Regions from separate parts of the Homo sapiens genome. Here regions 1, 2 and 4 are each linked to region 3. Evidence: chromatin contacts called from ENCODE Hi-C or POLR2A ChIA-PET data. All regions are on one chromosome and are shown on one strand. Each heading gives the region's core, a stretch centred on a gene start or an enhancer-like site at or near the end of the contact. The rest is flanking DNA. Distances are from core to core; before and after follow the strand shown.

What was found. A loop is a pair of places that touch in the nucleus more often than their neighbours do. ChIA-PET counts read pairs that join two places held with the same protein, here RNA polymerase II (POLR2A). Pooled maps may share reads with other maps.
Region 1: a loop to region 3 is called in a map with no recorded cell type, with 6 times the contacts of the local background. The contact joins the enhancer-like site here to the promoter of NFKBIE in region 3. A Hi-C loop is called at or near these places in 4 of 37 single-sample maps with no recorded cell type and 4 of 50 pooled maps.
Region 2: a loop to region 3 is called in a pooled map, with 6 times the contacts of the local background. The contact joins the promoter of BICRAL here to the promoter of NFKBIE in region 3. A Hi-C loop is called at or near these places in 6 of 50 pooled maps. POLR2A ChIA-PET finds 5 or more read pairs at or near these places in 2 of 52 experiments (activated B cell and activated CD4-positive, alpha-beta T cell).
Region 4: a loop to region 3 is called in a map of CD4-positive, alpha-beta T cell, with 11 times the contacts of the local background. The contact joins the promoter of SUPT3H here to the promoter of NFKBIE in region 3. A Hi-C loop is called at or near these places in 1 of 168 maps with a recorded cell type or tissue (CD4-positive, alpha-beta T cell), 1 of 37 single-sample maps with no recorded cell type and 10 of 50 pooled maps.

Annotation. Positions count from the first base shown.
Region 1 is chr6:45,676,351-45,679,753 of GRCh38, reverse strand. No RefSeq gene overlaps it. Among named protein-coding and RNA genes, the nearest start is that of RUNX2-AS1, 100 kb to the right of the region's middle. RefSeq lists enhancers at 1,803-1,922, 1,933-1,992. Within about 2 kb of position 2,098, at least 10 of the 41 ENCODE cell types and tissues checked have a DNase peak (open chromatin) inside an H3K27ac peak, as active enhancers do.
Region 2 is chr6:42,780,144-42,783,517 of GRCh38, reverse strand. It overlaps BICRAL (BICRA like chromatin remodeling complex associated protein), which reads right to left and starts at 1,466. Exons shown (of 13, transcript NM_001393499.1): 1 at 1,417-1,466. LOC401261 (a long non-coding RNA gene) reads right to left here and starts at 22. Exons shown (of 2, transcript NR_134654.1): 1 at 1-22. RefSeq lists enhancers at 1-111, 1-657 and a silencer at 192-531.
Region 3 is chr6:44,263,745-44,267,001 of GRCh38, reverse strand. NFKBIE (NFKB inhibitor epsilon) reads left to right here and starts at 1,451. Exons shown (of 6, transcript NM_004556.3): 1 at 1,451-2,020. The coding sequence starts at 1,656. RefSeq lists a silencer at 1,237-1,906 and enhancers at 1,825-2,324, 2,717-2,946, 3,247-3,257.
Region 4 is chr6:45,376,187-45,379,314 of GRCh38, reverse strand. SUPT3H (SPT3 homolog, SAGA and STAGA complex component) reads left to right here and starts at 1,381. Exons shown (of 11, transcript NM_003599.4): 1 at 1,381-1,547. All of the region lies in intron 2 of RUNX2 (RUNX family transcription factor 2), which reads right to left. RefSeq lists silencers at 1,090-1,139, 1,460-1,739 and an enhancer at 906-1,449.

The sequences.
Region 1 (3,403 bases), core at 849-3,348, 1.4 Mb before region 3:
ATTCCTCCTGGAGGCACACACTGAAAGAGAGAACTTTTCCTCTGGGGTCCTGTGCTTATGTGTTCATGGTCTTGTAAGTCACAGCAAAGAGAGAGAAAAACACAGGAGAAAATGAAAATGTCCACAGGAAACAGCCAACTGTACAGAGACAGTGCTTTGGGAAAACCTAAATGGGACTTTATTTCTTTACAGGGGGAAAGAACAAGAATGCAGTCAGCTCAGGTTTATACCAGGATAAAGTGAAATGGGTGGAAAGATGTGTGAGTTCTACCTTAGGTAAGTTGGCACCCCTCAGTTTCCCCAAATGAGCAGGTGGAACTGGGTGAGCCTGCGGTTCCTTCCAGTCTTTATAGTCTGTGTTTGGGGAAAACCAGGAGGCCACCAGCACAGAATATTTGCGTGGGGCCATGTGTGTGTCCTCCCCAAAGGGGAGAAGATAGCAGGGAAGCTCAGCGTCGGGGTGACCAGGAAATAGTGAGAGCTCCCAGCCCAGGAGAGCAGGCCCCTAACAACGAGCCCTTATGAGGGGCAGGTACATGTACACAGTGTGTCCCTGAAATGAGCTGTCAAAAGGAGGGGAAAGAGTACCCTGAGGGTGTGTTTTGGAGAGGAGAGTGGTAGAGAAGGGGGATTCAGAAAACAAACTTTGCTTTGGAACTCCAGAGGAATAAGGACAGGGAATGCCCTCCAAGTACACGTGGACAACATTCACAGCAGATACCCTCAGCTCCCAGATCCAAAGAGGGTAACCATGTCCAACAGGGATGACCAGGTGGCATTTCTAAACCTCATGTGCAGTTCTAAGAGGAGACTCCATTTTTTTTTTTTTTTTTTTTTTTTTTTGAGACGAAGTCTCACTCTATCGCCCAGGCTGGAGTGCAGTGGCATGATCTCGGCTCACTGAAACCTCTGCTGCCTGGGTTCAAGCAATTCTCCTGCTTCAACCTCCCGAGTAGCTGGGATTACAGGTGTCTGCCACCATGCCAGGCTAATTTTTGTATTTTTAGTAGAGATGGGGTTTCACCATCTTGACCAGGCTGGTCTTGAACACCTGACCTCATGATCCACCCGCCTCAGCCTCCCAAAGTGCTAGGATTACAGGTGAGAATCCATTATTATATTTAATATTTCAATGCAGGGACTCAGAGCCCTTAAACTGCTTGGACCTAAAAAACCATTCATGGACCACACATGACCTGATCACTCTTGTTCCCTTCCTGTATCTGTGACACAGACAACAAATGCCATCACTTCTCGGCCACAGGTGGAGACCCTGGCCAAGGATACATGACCAAGGATACACGACAGAGCTACAGATCAGTCCTGAACAGAAATGCAACAGAACAGCCTCTTGTTTCCTCAGCCACACTTCTAGACCGAATTTCCTGCCCTGAAATGCTGTCCACAGCCAGGCCAAGGAGCGGAAAAGAGAAGCCTTTTAAAATTAGCATACTAGCATATGGGGCGGTGGGAGGAGGGGGATGAAAAGAAGGATCTTGGAAGAGCTCCAGCTATTTTATTCCTGTTTTTTCATTCCAGTTTGGAGATCTGGGACACATTGATTCACAACTTTATAGTTCTTATTCAGCATTGATTTATGGGCTGACCAATCTGGGCCTAATCAGTCAGAGAAGGATTGGGGTTTTTTTGTCCAATAATGTTATATTTATGAGTCCATGAAGTGCACCGTGGCTGCAGCCCTGCCTGGAGTCAATAGAACAGAACTTCTAAGATCTCAGAGAAGGGGGTTCCCAGACCATTTTCTGCCCCCATATCATGCTTAAAGCTCCACTGTACATTAGAGGCCCCTGGTGTCATCTCACATTTAAACTCCAAACGGCTTGCCTGTAAATCTTCAACAACTGTGAACAGCTATGACAGTCTCGAATGTCCGTGGTTCTGTGCATCTGTCACTCTTATTTTCTTCTTTCCTTCTCTGACTGTGGAAGTAACTAACCCGCAGCTGGATGCTCACTGGATATTTCACAGCTGCGGAGACCAGGGCAGCGTTTGTTCACTCAGAGAAGCCCAGCCAGGGCTGTGCGGAGTTCAGCGGGTTATCATGTGCTTCCGGCTTGATCTGTGGTTATTCTGGTTCAGTGACTATAAAGAAATGAGCAGCCTGGCTAGACAGGAACTAGTTGAGAAGCCTGTCGTGGAGGGGAGGAAACAGAAATACTCAGATTGCAAGCATCTTTATGTTTTTCTTTGACGGGAAAGACATTTTCCCTGTCACACTCTTGGCAGCTGTCTGTTCTCAGCCTTCAACTCTGGTTAGCCCCAGCCGAGTCATTTATTTGCAGGACACCTCAGGCAACAGTGTCCCTGCCTCCCTGCCCTACCGTGGGTACCAGCAGTAAATGTCCATCACCAGCCTCGGCTCCCTAATTCACCTGACAAAGGATTCCACTGCTTGATTTATCCTGAGGAGAGAAAAATTCAGCAACAGCAAGAAACTTAGAAAAGCCATAGGCATCTGACAGACGAAGGAAGAAAGCTGCCAATTCTGCATTTCAGAGTCTGAGCCTATGAAGCCAACCAGATCTACCTATAAAGAGGGAGTCTTGAATGTCCTAGGAAGACTGCCAACCATTACTGGGTGAACAATCAGACAGGTCATCAAGTCAGGGATTGGCAAACTTTTTCTGGAAAGGGTCACATGGTTAAGTATTTCCAGCTTTGAGGTTACATACAGTCACTGTCACATCTTATTTTTTCACTACGACTTAAAAATGTAGGCTGGGCACGGTGGCTCACGCCTGTAATCCCAGCACTTTGGGAGGCTGAGGCAGGCAGATTACGAGGTCAGGAGATCGAGACCATTCTGGCTAACACAGTGAAACCCCATCTCCACTAAAAATACAAAAAAAAAAAAATTAGCTGGGCGTGGTGGCGGGTGCCTGTAATCCCAGCTACTTGGGAGGCTGAGGCAGGAGAATGGCGTGAACCTGGGAGGTGGAGCTTGCAGTGAGCCAAGATTGCGCCACTGTACTCCAGCCTGGACGACAGAGCGAGACTCCATCTCAAAAAAAAAAAGTAAAAGTCATTCTCAGTTCACAAGCTGTACAAGAGTAAGTCACTGGTCGTGGTTTGCTCACCACCCCTCACCCCAACCCGTGGTTTAGACAAACTAAAATTGTTTTTTATTTTAAATTTTGTATCCACTCCCACTGTGCATACATGCATGTGCATGAGCGTGTGGCCTGACAGCTCCAGGCAGTCCCAACGCGCCACACCTCACCTTCCTAGGGTAGAAGTAACACTGGGTAACTCACTCCAGAGAGCCAAGACGCGCTATAGCAGAAAGAACACAGGCTTCAGGAGACATGAGGATTCCTCCCAGCTCAGTGCTGCATCTGTTCTGTGCCCTGAGCCCGTCTCTTGCCCTTTGTGACCTTCCGAG
Region 2 (3,374 bases), core at 217-2,716, 1.5 Mb after region 3:
AGATGGCGCCCGCCGAGCAACTGCGCCACCAGCCCTGGCGACAGGCCAGGCCCAGCGCCATCTTAGCGCCTTCCAACCGCACCCCCCCACCCAATATCCCGCATTTGGGGCGACTCGGGGGGGCGCGAACAGCATAACGCCCGCGCGCACTCGGCCAAAAATGCGCCGTCCCAGCCGCACATCTCTTCTGGCCGGCGCGGCGAACAGCGCGGGCCTCGCAGGAGACGCCCGGCTGGGCCGCCGGTCCTCCGCGCGGCTGGGGGCTCGGCCGGACGCGGCCGCGGATCCTCGGCGGTGCTTCGAAAAGGCAGCGAGGCGGCTGGGAAGGGGCAGTCCCGCGGCAGGTGCGCGCCGCCGCCGCGGGCTCGGAGCGGGAGCGGGAACGGGGCCGGGGCGACTCGCCTGCCCCGAGCTCTCCCCGCCGCACCCCGGACCTGCTCTCCTCGCCGCGGCCGCCCGCAGATGCGGCGGGAATGGGGAAGCCAGGATGAAAAATAAACCCCGTCTCCGCCGCCTCCCTCCCCACCCTCTCCCCTCCCCCTCCCCAGACGCGGGGTCCATTTTGCCGAGAAGAAAGAAAATGTGATTCACACCCTAGAGCTTCCGAGAGAGAAAAGAAACGAGGGGGGGAAAACAGAGGGGAGGAGATTGGAAAAGCTTATTTTTCTTCCTCGCCCGCCGTCACTCCAGGCCCTCCCTGCCCCCTGCTCGCGGCCCCGCCGCGCCGTCTTCCCCTCGCCGAGCCCTGCTCCCTCCTTCCCGGCTCCCGGCGGCTCCGGGGGGCGGAAAACACACTCACACTCGCGCACACAACTAATTTTAAACCGGCTCAATCAATGAGTCATTAAAAGGCTTCCCTCCCCTCCCCTCCCCACCACCAACCGCCACGCCACCCCCTTCCCGGGCTCTCCCTCTCCCCGCTCCAGAAATTTGCATCCGCGGAAAAGAAAAAAAAGGAAAAAGAAAGGCGCCGGGCCCCCACCCCGCCGAGGCGCCCCCGGCCCGGCCTCGCCGCCCCCTGCCCGCCTGCGCCCCCGCCCGAGACACTGAACTTGGTCTTCCCGGGGCCCCGGCAGCGCTGGGAAAGGCATAAACACTCGATTCCCCTTTTCTCCGTGTCCATTAAACATCCACCCACCACCACCATCACCCACCCACAAACCCACCCCCCCCCAAAAAAAAAAAAAAAACACAGCCTTAGCCAATAGCTCTCTGGGCTGAAACCTAATATCCTGGTTTTGGCAACTCGGTGTTTAATTTGCTCCTTTCTTTTCAGTCTGGAGACAGATCTCCAGCCCCCCCTCCCTCGCTTTTCCCCTCCCCGAAGGAAAGAGGCAGAGGAAGGAGGTTGTGTGTTTTTTTTTTCTCCTTGAAATTTTTATCACAAAATTATAATACACTCAAAGGGAAACTCACCGTCATGAAAAAGCAGTGCCTTGTCAACGGGGTTTCTGCGCCATCGCAACAGGGGCGGCGGCGGCGGCGGCGGCGGGCGCGGGGCCGGGGGCCGGAGCGCGGGAGCTCCCGGCCGAGCGGCGCCGGCCACACGCGCTCCGCTCTCTCTCTCGCTCACCCCCGCGCCGGGCCGGGGCGCCGCTCCCCGCGCCCGCCCGGCCTTCATGCTCTGCGCCCGGGCAAACCGCTCGCCTGCTCGTCTACCTCCAAACTTCGGTTCTCGCCTGGCAAAAAATGTGGAGATTAGGATTTTTTTAATTTAAAAAATTTTTTTTTTTTTTTTTGGAAAATCAAGCTGCAAGGATGTTCATTCGTTTCCTTTGGGATTCTTTTCAACTTCAGAAATGTATTGGTTTATTCAAGAAACAGTTTTATTTGGCTTTAAAACAATTACTAAGATCCACGAGGTGCGTGCTAATTCTCTTGCAGGCTCTCTCTCCACACACACACACACACACACACACACCCACCCACCCACCCAGTTTAACTTGACACGGGAAGGGGGGAGATTAAAGACAAAAAAAAAAAACCCTACAAGATTTGTTTAGAACTCTAATTAGAGCAAGCCTCAGTGAATACGTTTTGCATATGCTTTTTAAAAACCAAAACGACTTTTAACTTAGTTATTAGGCAAATAACTGGTTCATCCTAACTTTCAAATGTACTAAGCTTTCCTTTGCAACACTCTTTGTCCATTCCAAAATTCTTGAAACCTTACCTGTGAAGCCCGTATGTGAACATTAAAAAGGAAAACAAAACTTCAGTGACTAAAAGGAAGGTGAGGCAGAGTAAATCACTCTCAAAACATTCATTTTCTACTGCCTTCTCTTTATGTAGATATCTTTTATCTCTATATTTGCGGAATTTTCATTACATAACCCCCTCATTCTTAAAAGAGAGCTAGTCAATCTTTTAACATTCTTTGGTCCAAGTATAACTACCACCTATTTTTAATCTCAAATCTCAAATTGTTGAAACTTCTCTGTAAACTATCTAGTATCCAAAGTATTTAGATTATGTGGCCCAGGCCGGGCGCGGTGGCTCACGCCTGTAATTCCAACACTTTGGGAGGCCGAGGCGAGTGGATCACCTGAGGTCAGCAGTTCGAGACCAGTCTGGACAACATGGTGAAACCCTGTCTCTACTAAAAATACAAAAATTAGCTGGGCGTGGTGGTGGGCTCCTGTAATCCCAGCTACTCGGGAGGCTGAGGCAGGAGAATCGCTTGAACCCGGGAGACAAAGGTTGCAGTGAGCGGAGATCGCGCATTGCACTCTAGCCTGGGCGACACAGCAAGACTCAAACAAAAACAAAACAAAACAACAACAACAACAACATTACGTGGCCTGGAGTGGGAGCAGGTGCCTTTGTAGTCTAGGTTAACTACAAATGCCCACAAAATATACTAGGGGTTTTGTTGTCTTTTATTTTAAATAAACATCAAGGATAGGTAAAAGGTGAATTGTACAGAATGTAATTCAGGTTTTAAAAAATACATATTAAGCCTAAGAAATGTTATAAATTATTTTAAAATTCATTTGTAATGCATATAGCAATAGGATCCTGCTGATAAACAGAATGCTCAGCTGCTCTGCCTATGGAGTAGCTATTCTCAAATGGCTCAAGCCCATCTCTCCCAGATATTTGGTGAGTTCTCAATAAAACTCTCTCTAGATTAAAATTATTTAAGTGAAATTATTGTATGGCTTCTATATCCCCTTAAGCATTAAAAAAAAATGTAATGGTAGTACACCTTTCTTGCATATATAAGGATACTGTAACTGGACTATGTTGCATAAATTAAATCTGTTGGGGCCGGCATACAATGTTGTCATATTCAACACAGAAGATCTTTTTAGTCAGGGTACAGTGGTTCAAGCCTGTAATCCTAGCCCTTTGGGAGGCTGAGGGAGGAGGAT
Region 3 (3,257 bases), core at 202-2,701:
CAGTAGAAAGAACAACGTCAGACATTACAGGAGACCTTCCATACATGTTTGTCAAGTAGGTGAATGATGGATGAATAAAATGAGGTTGCAGGGGAAGGGCTGTGGGAAAGCTGGCCTCCCCCCTGCAAAACGTTGCTGTCTACACTCATCCACCTTCCTTTCTCCAATGCTGGAGATGGAAAAGCTACATGTTCCCTTGCGGATAACCCTCTAAGGGCATTGCTGGCGTTAGGCTGATAGCACTTGGAATAGTGGGGAGGAATGAGGGAATAAATCATGGAGCATGGGCTTAGGGCTCACTTGTAGTAGGGTGCTCCCACGGCCTTCCTAGGCCCAGGGACAGTGAAAGAGGAAAGATGTTTTGGGACTAAGATTGGGGCTGTGTTGGGGACCTGAGCAGAGTGCAACCCAGCATGTCTGGGGCCTCCCCAACCTGACCCCACTTCCTTGACTGCTGGGGTTGACCAGAAACTGTAACTACCCAAGGCCAGGGTTTCACCCTTTGAGGAAGAAGAAACTCCACAACCACTTTACTTTTTAGACAACAGTTTCCCTGAGAAGACGCTCTTTCCAAAAAAACATTTTCATGCCCAATTCCATGTGATGTGGGACGTTGACACAGGAGACTGTCTTCCAGGACCCAGGAGAACTGCTCCTTTAAAGATAATGGGAGTCCCCTTTCCCTACCCGTACCCCTGGGCACTGATAGGGAAAGATGAGAAAGCAAGAGAAATTGAGATAAATGGGCAGGGGATAGGAAGCAGTGCTTCCCCATCCCATCGCCTACATGCCCTCCCCCAAAGATGCCAGCTTGTACGGACAATTAATAGATATTTCTTTTAAAACAAATGAATGATCCGGGACCGGTGGCTCACAGCCTGTAATCCCAGCACTTTGGTAGTCCGAGGCAGGCAGATCGCTTGAACCCAGGAGTTCGAGACCAGCCTGGGCAACGTAGCGAGACCCCCGTCTCTACTTGTAGTCCCAGCTACTCGAAAGGCTGAGGCAGGAGAATCGCTTGAACCCAGGAGGCGGAGGTTGCAGTGAGCAGAGATCAACCACTGCACTCCAGCCTGGGCAACAGAGCAAGACTTCGTCTCAAAAAAATAAAAAATAAAAATAAAACAAATGAATTAAGAAATAGAAGTGAAAGAAGGAAACAGTACATGCGTGGAACTAATGAATGGAGTGAAGGAGGAAGGGGGAAAGAGTGAATGAATGAATGAATGAATGAGTGAATGAATCAACGAAGGAGTGAGTCAAGGCCCGGGAACCACAGACTCCAAGCCTACGCAGAGCCCGGGAAGGGGGATTCCGGAGGGGCGGGGCCTCTTTCCGGAAGCGCCCGCCGGGGGCGGGGAGGGGGCGGGGCCATCCGCGTGAGGCGACCCTGTTGGTCCGGAGGGGCGGGGCGAGGAGGAGGACCCGCTTGGGCGGTTCGGCTGCCCACAGTAACCGCTGGGTGGACCTGGCCAGCGCTCCGAACCTTGTCCTCGCTGCGCGCCGGCCCCTCGGAGCCCCACAGCCCGGGAAGGAGGCCGCCGCGGGCCGGGCGCCCGCTCTGCCAAGCGGACCCGCAACCCGGAAAGGCGGCGCGGCGGAGCCTGGAGCCGGATCCTGCTCAGACCGGGCCCCGGCCGGCCAGAGCCGCGGGCATGTCGGAGGCGCGGAAGGGGCCGGACGAGGCGGAGGAGAGCCAGTACGACTCTGGCATTGAGTCTCTGCGCTCTCTGCGCTCCCTACCCGAGTCCACCTCGGCTCCAGCCTCCGGGCCCTCGGACGGCAGCCCCCAGCCCTGCACCCATCCTCCGGGACCCGTCAAGGAACCACAGGAGAAGGAAGACGCGGATGGGGAGCGGGCTGATTCCACCTATGGCTCCTCCTCGCTCACCTACACCCTGTCCTTGCTGGGGGGCCCCGAGGCTGAGGACCCGGCCCCACGCCTGCCACTCCCCCACGTGGGGGCGCTGAGCCCTCAGCAGCTGGAAGCACTCACTTACATCTCCGAGGACGGAGACACGTGAGTATGGGGGCTAGGCTGAATCGGGATGCTAACTCTGGGCCTGCCCAAGAGCCGCAACAGGTCGGGCACCCCCACTCCCCCGTGAAGATCCTTCAAGTCCCCATTCGCTCTTCCAAACTCCAGACTTAACTCTCAGCCCACTTTTGAGGTCCAGCTAGGCCATGGAATCATCTCTGTCCTCCCATTTCGGGGTGGGCAGAGCTGGCAGGACCCTTAACCCAGCCAGCATCTTGGAAATCTACCAATAATCCACCCTTAGGAAGAGAAAATTCCCCTGACCAAGTCCAGTTTTTTTGTTTCTTCTTGCTGGGGAAGGGGACATCCTTATTTGCTCAATATCTGGGATTCCCAGTTCCTGACCTCAGAATGCTCTGTCTCAAGGAACAACAGGTGCCAGTTACAGGTTGCCAGTCGGGGCCAGGAAGCTAGGCATGGGGGGTGCCACCAGGGTGTAGGTTTGGGACTGGTCCTCAGGAGGATGGGGTGAGCCAGGCTGGGGCACTCTTGCCCCAGCAGACAGACAGGCGGCTGGCTGCCCCAGCTTACTTCCTCCTCTGCTAAGAAAGGGGAAGTGAGGGCTAGAGTCAGCGTCCCTGACATCCTCTACCTCCAGAGCCCCCAGTCCCACTAACTGTCGTGTCTCACTCCCTCACTTAACCCTTCCTCCTCCAGACCCAGATGGAGTTTGGTGGGAGTGGGCCAGAGGGCAGTTGAAGTAAAAGGCAGTTGTGTGGGATGGGTTGGCCAGTTGAGGATTTAGCCCCCCAGGAAGAAGAAAACATTGACAGAGGAGGGAAAGGTTGGGAACTGGGGATGAGAAATAGAGTTGGGGAGGGCTGGAATCCCTGGTCAAGGGTGCTCATATAAATAGGAGTAGGGGAGGCAGGAGGTGGCTGTCCTAACCTGCTTTTTGGAGATGCAGGGTCCTAATCCTGGGTGGCCATTGATAAAGACAGCTGGTGGACCCAGTGGGTGGGAGAGGAGTGACCCAGTCCTTTCTGTACTCTGCCTGGATCACCAGCCCTCAGGCCCAGAACCCCAAGGTTTTGGGGGCTGCACGCAAGATACCTCTGATGACCTTTGATCCAAGGAGAGGGGACTTTTGACATTGCCGTCTTTTGTTAGCCTCTCAGCCCCAGCCTTTTCCATCTCTAGTTAGAAGCAGGTGTTGTGTCCAGATTGGGTGTGTGTGTGGAGGGGAGAAATGTCCGGGCTCCCCAGCGAGTCCCCAGAG
Region 4 (3,128 bases), core at 132-2,631, 1.1 Mb before region 3:
TAAGAAGTTATCACCATACTCACTCTGTTACTTTCCCTTATACTGCACACTTTGCTCAGCAATGAATTGATCCCTGATTTACACATCAAGCTGAGCTCTCACATCCTAAATATATCTATTCTTTTGGAATTTTAGGTATTTGGCAAATATTGAAGCGTTGGGGAGATTAAAGAGAATCAAACACAACACTAGCAGACTCAACTACAATCCACAGAGGAAATAACCAAATAAGTTGCTATTTTAAACAATTTAAGCAAATAGAAGGAAGGGATTTCAGAACTCACAGTATCTATAGGCAAGAAAATAACTGAAGCAGTGATGCTTAAAAAGACTTGGTGAGGGTTAATACTTGAATCCCTATAAAATACAGTATTTTATAGTATTTGACAACACAGGTGTGAAGGTGAGCATGGATAACCAGTTTTCTTCTCTAAGCAGGCAATAAGAATGTTAAATATAAATAAGACTTCATATAATATAAAGAGTGAAAGACTGAAAGCATTGTCTTACGACTACTGTATTATTTAAAGAACTACATCTATATCAATTAAATGTGGCAGGACAGAATGTACAGTACAATACTGGGGGTGCAAGATTTTAAAATGAGGAACAGGCCAAAATCTAAACACAGAATCGTCCAAAAAAAAAAAAAAGCCTTCAAGTAGAAAAAGTTTTCAATAACAAAACATGGTAGTTAAACGCCTGCGTCTAGTAACATGAGTTGGGGAAAAAACATTAATAGCAGATTAATGAAACAGATTCTGTGCGAGGTCAGGGTAGGGAGTGATGGCGCGCGGAAGCGGCGTAAGAGCTGGTTTCGCCGTCCCAGAAAGGGTTCCACATCCACACGCCTGTACTGCGGCCCTGCGGGGAGCGTTCAGACCCCTCCGTTTCCCTTCACCATTGTAAACGCGCAATCCCATTAAGATCCCGTTCACTCCAATTCCTGGAAAGAAGCTTAGAACGGTGAATCTCTTCCTCGGAGTTGAAAATCAACTTCCAGTGCCGGTCACCCAATCCTTCAAAAATCCTAGCCCTCTCGGGCCCAATTCCTAAAGAATTCAAGCCTGCACCCTGTACACCCTGACCGATCTCAGCTCGTCCCCACTCCGCTCCCAGCGTCCCCAGCTCTAAACGCCGCCGCGTGGCTCAGCGCTGCCCAAGCCGGGCCCTGAAGGCCGCGCACAACGCCCCGCCCCCGGCGAGCGTGGCGGAAGTAGCTCGCTCGGGCTGGGAGAGCGCGCGCCACCTGGCCAAGCGCGCATGCGCCCGCACTGCCAGTGCGGGGGGCGTCCGTATCGCTTACTCCTCAGTCTCCGCAACCCCCGCCCCACCGAGAGTCGGGCTCACGCCATCTTGTACCCCCCCCATCGCCCCGTCACACAGCCGAGTCACCTTTTCCCTTTCTACACTCCACACTCTCAGTCCCCCACCCCGCCCCTTTCCAAGCGTGTCCCGGGCCGCAGCAGCAGAAACCGCACCATCTCCACCCCCACATTCTCCTCGCGGGAAGCGCAGCAGTGCCTCCAAGGGTTCTTAAAGCAGAGGTTGTAGGGCTTGCGGGGGGCGGTGCGGGGATTCGGGCGGGGGAGACGTCAGAGAGCCGGGAGGGACGCAGAGCGGAGATCCCAGCGTCGCTGGGCCCCCGCGCCGGCCACGCCCTGGCCCCGGCTCGAGGGCGGCTGCCTGGGTCTTCGTGGTCTACGCCGGAGTGTTGAAGGGAGGGCGGCTGTGGGAGGCGCTGGCCGGGCGCAGCGCCCTGGTTCCGCTGCCGAGCGTGGAGTTGCCTCTCGACTCCTCCCTTTTGGCGGGTGGGCGTGGGGTGAGGGGGGCTGGGCTGTGCTGAGAAGCGGGGTGCGCGGGTCGTCTAGGTAGTGTGGGGGCTGCCGGAGGAATCATTAAAGAGGGAAATTGTTGCTTTATGGCACGGCGAGAGAAGAGTTAGGTAGTTAGTGGGAGTGTAGCATCCAGAAAGAGGAAAAGATCCGCTGTGTTCTCTGTGGGGTGAGCTCACGTCTGTGACCCCTGGGGAAATTATTTAGCTTGTCTTTGCCTTGTTTTGGTCTGTAAAATGGCGATCTTATAGCCTATTTCAGAATTGTGAGGATTATATGAGAAAATACACGTTAAACGCTTAGAACAGCGCCAGGTGCTGCTCAGTACATATTAGCTCTGCTTTTGCTCTCCACGTTTTAGGAGTTCAGAATGACTGTGACCTTATTTTCTCAGAGAATCAGGACACTTGGTCTCACACGTGAGAGTGAAGTTATGAAGACAGTGATATGTAATATTTGACACTCAGACGATCCTGGACGTAGTATTACTGTACACGTGGATAAATTAGCATTTCTCCAAGAGGCTAATAGAAATGTTAAGTTATTTCGGTAGAAAGAAATGTGTGTGTATATATATGTATATACATATGTGTGTATATAAGTATATGTATGTGTATATATGTATGTATGTATTTGGAAGGAGAGGACCTGGGGTCTTAGTATATGTGAAGGGCAGACTCTGGAAGAGGAATTAAATTCGCCCTGCAAAGATTTACTTGAAGGACAAAACTTGGGGAATTTCTGGTGAATGTTTCAAAGAGGCTGAATTTGCCTATGAGAAACAGTTCGTGAGAGTACTTTGCAAGAATGGAATGCTCTTCATTGTGCTATGGAAAGTTTCTTATCTCAGGATATTCGGGACGTTGGAGCGAAGTATGCCTAAGTCTAGGGCTGCACTTTTCACTAGCAGTTTCTGCCTTGATGGAGATGTTCCATAATCTGTGCCTTTAGGCACTAGTGGTAGCCTAGGCACAGTGGCTCTTCAGCACTTGAAATGTGATAAGTGTCACTGAGGAACTTAATTTTTAATTTTATTCATAAATTAATAAATTGATTTACGTTTAAATACCCACATGTGGCTAGTGGTAGCTACTGCATTGGACAGCACAGGGCTACAATTTAGATTTTGAGAGTCCTTCCGAGTCTTGATATGGTTGAGTTTTAAATCAGATAAGCCAGCTCTTTGGAACATTTATTGCCATAGGGAATTGTAATTATATTCAAATAATGCCTTTCATTCAAATACTGCAGTTCAGACCATGGGTCTGTTAGTACTTATTTACATCTTGACAA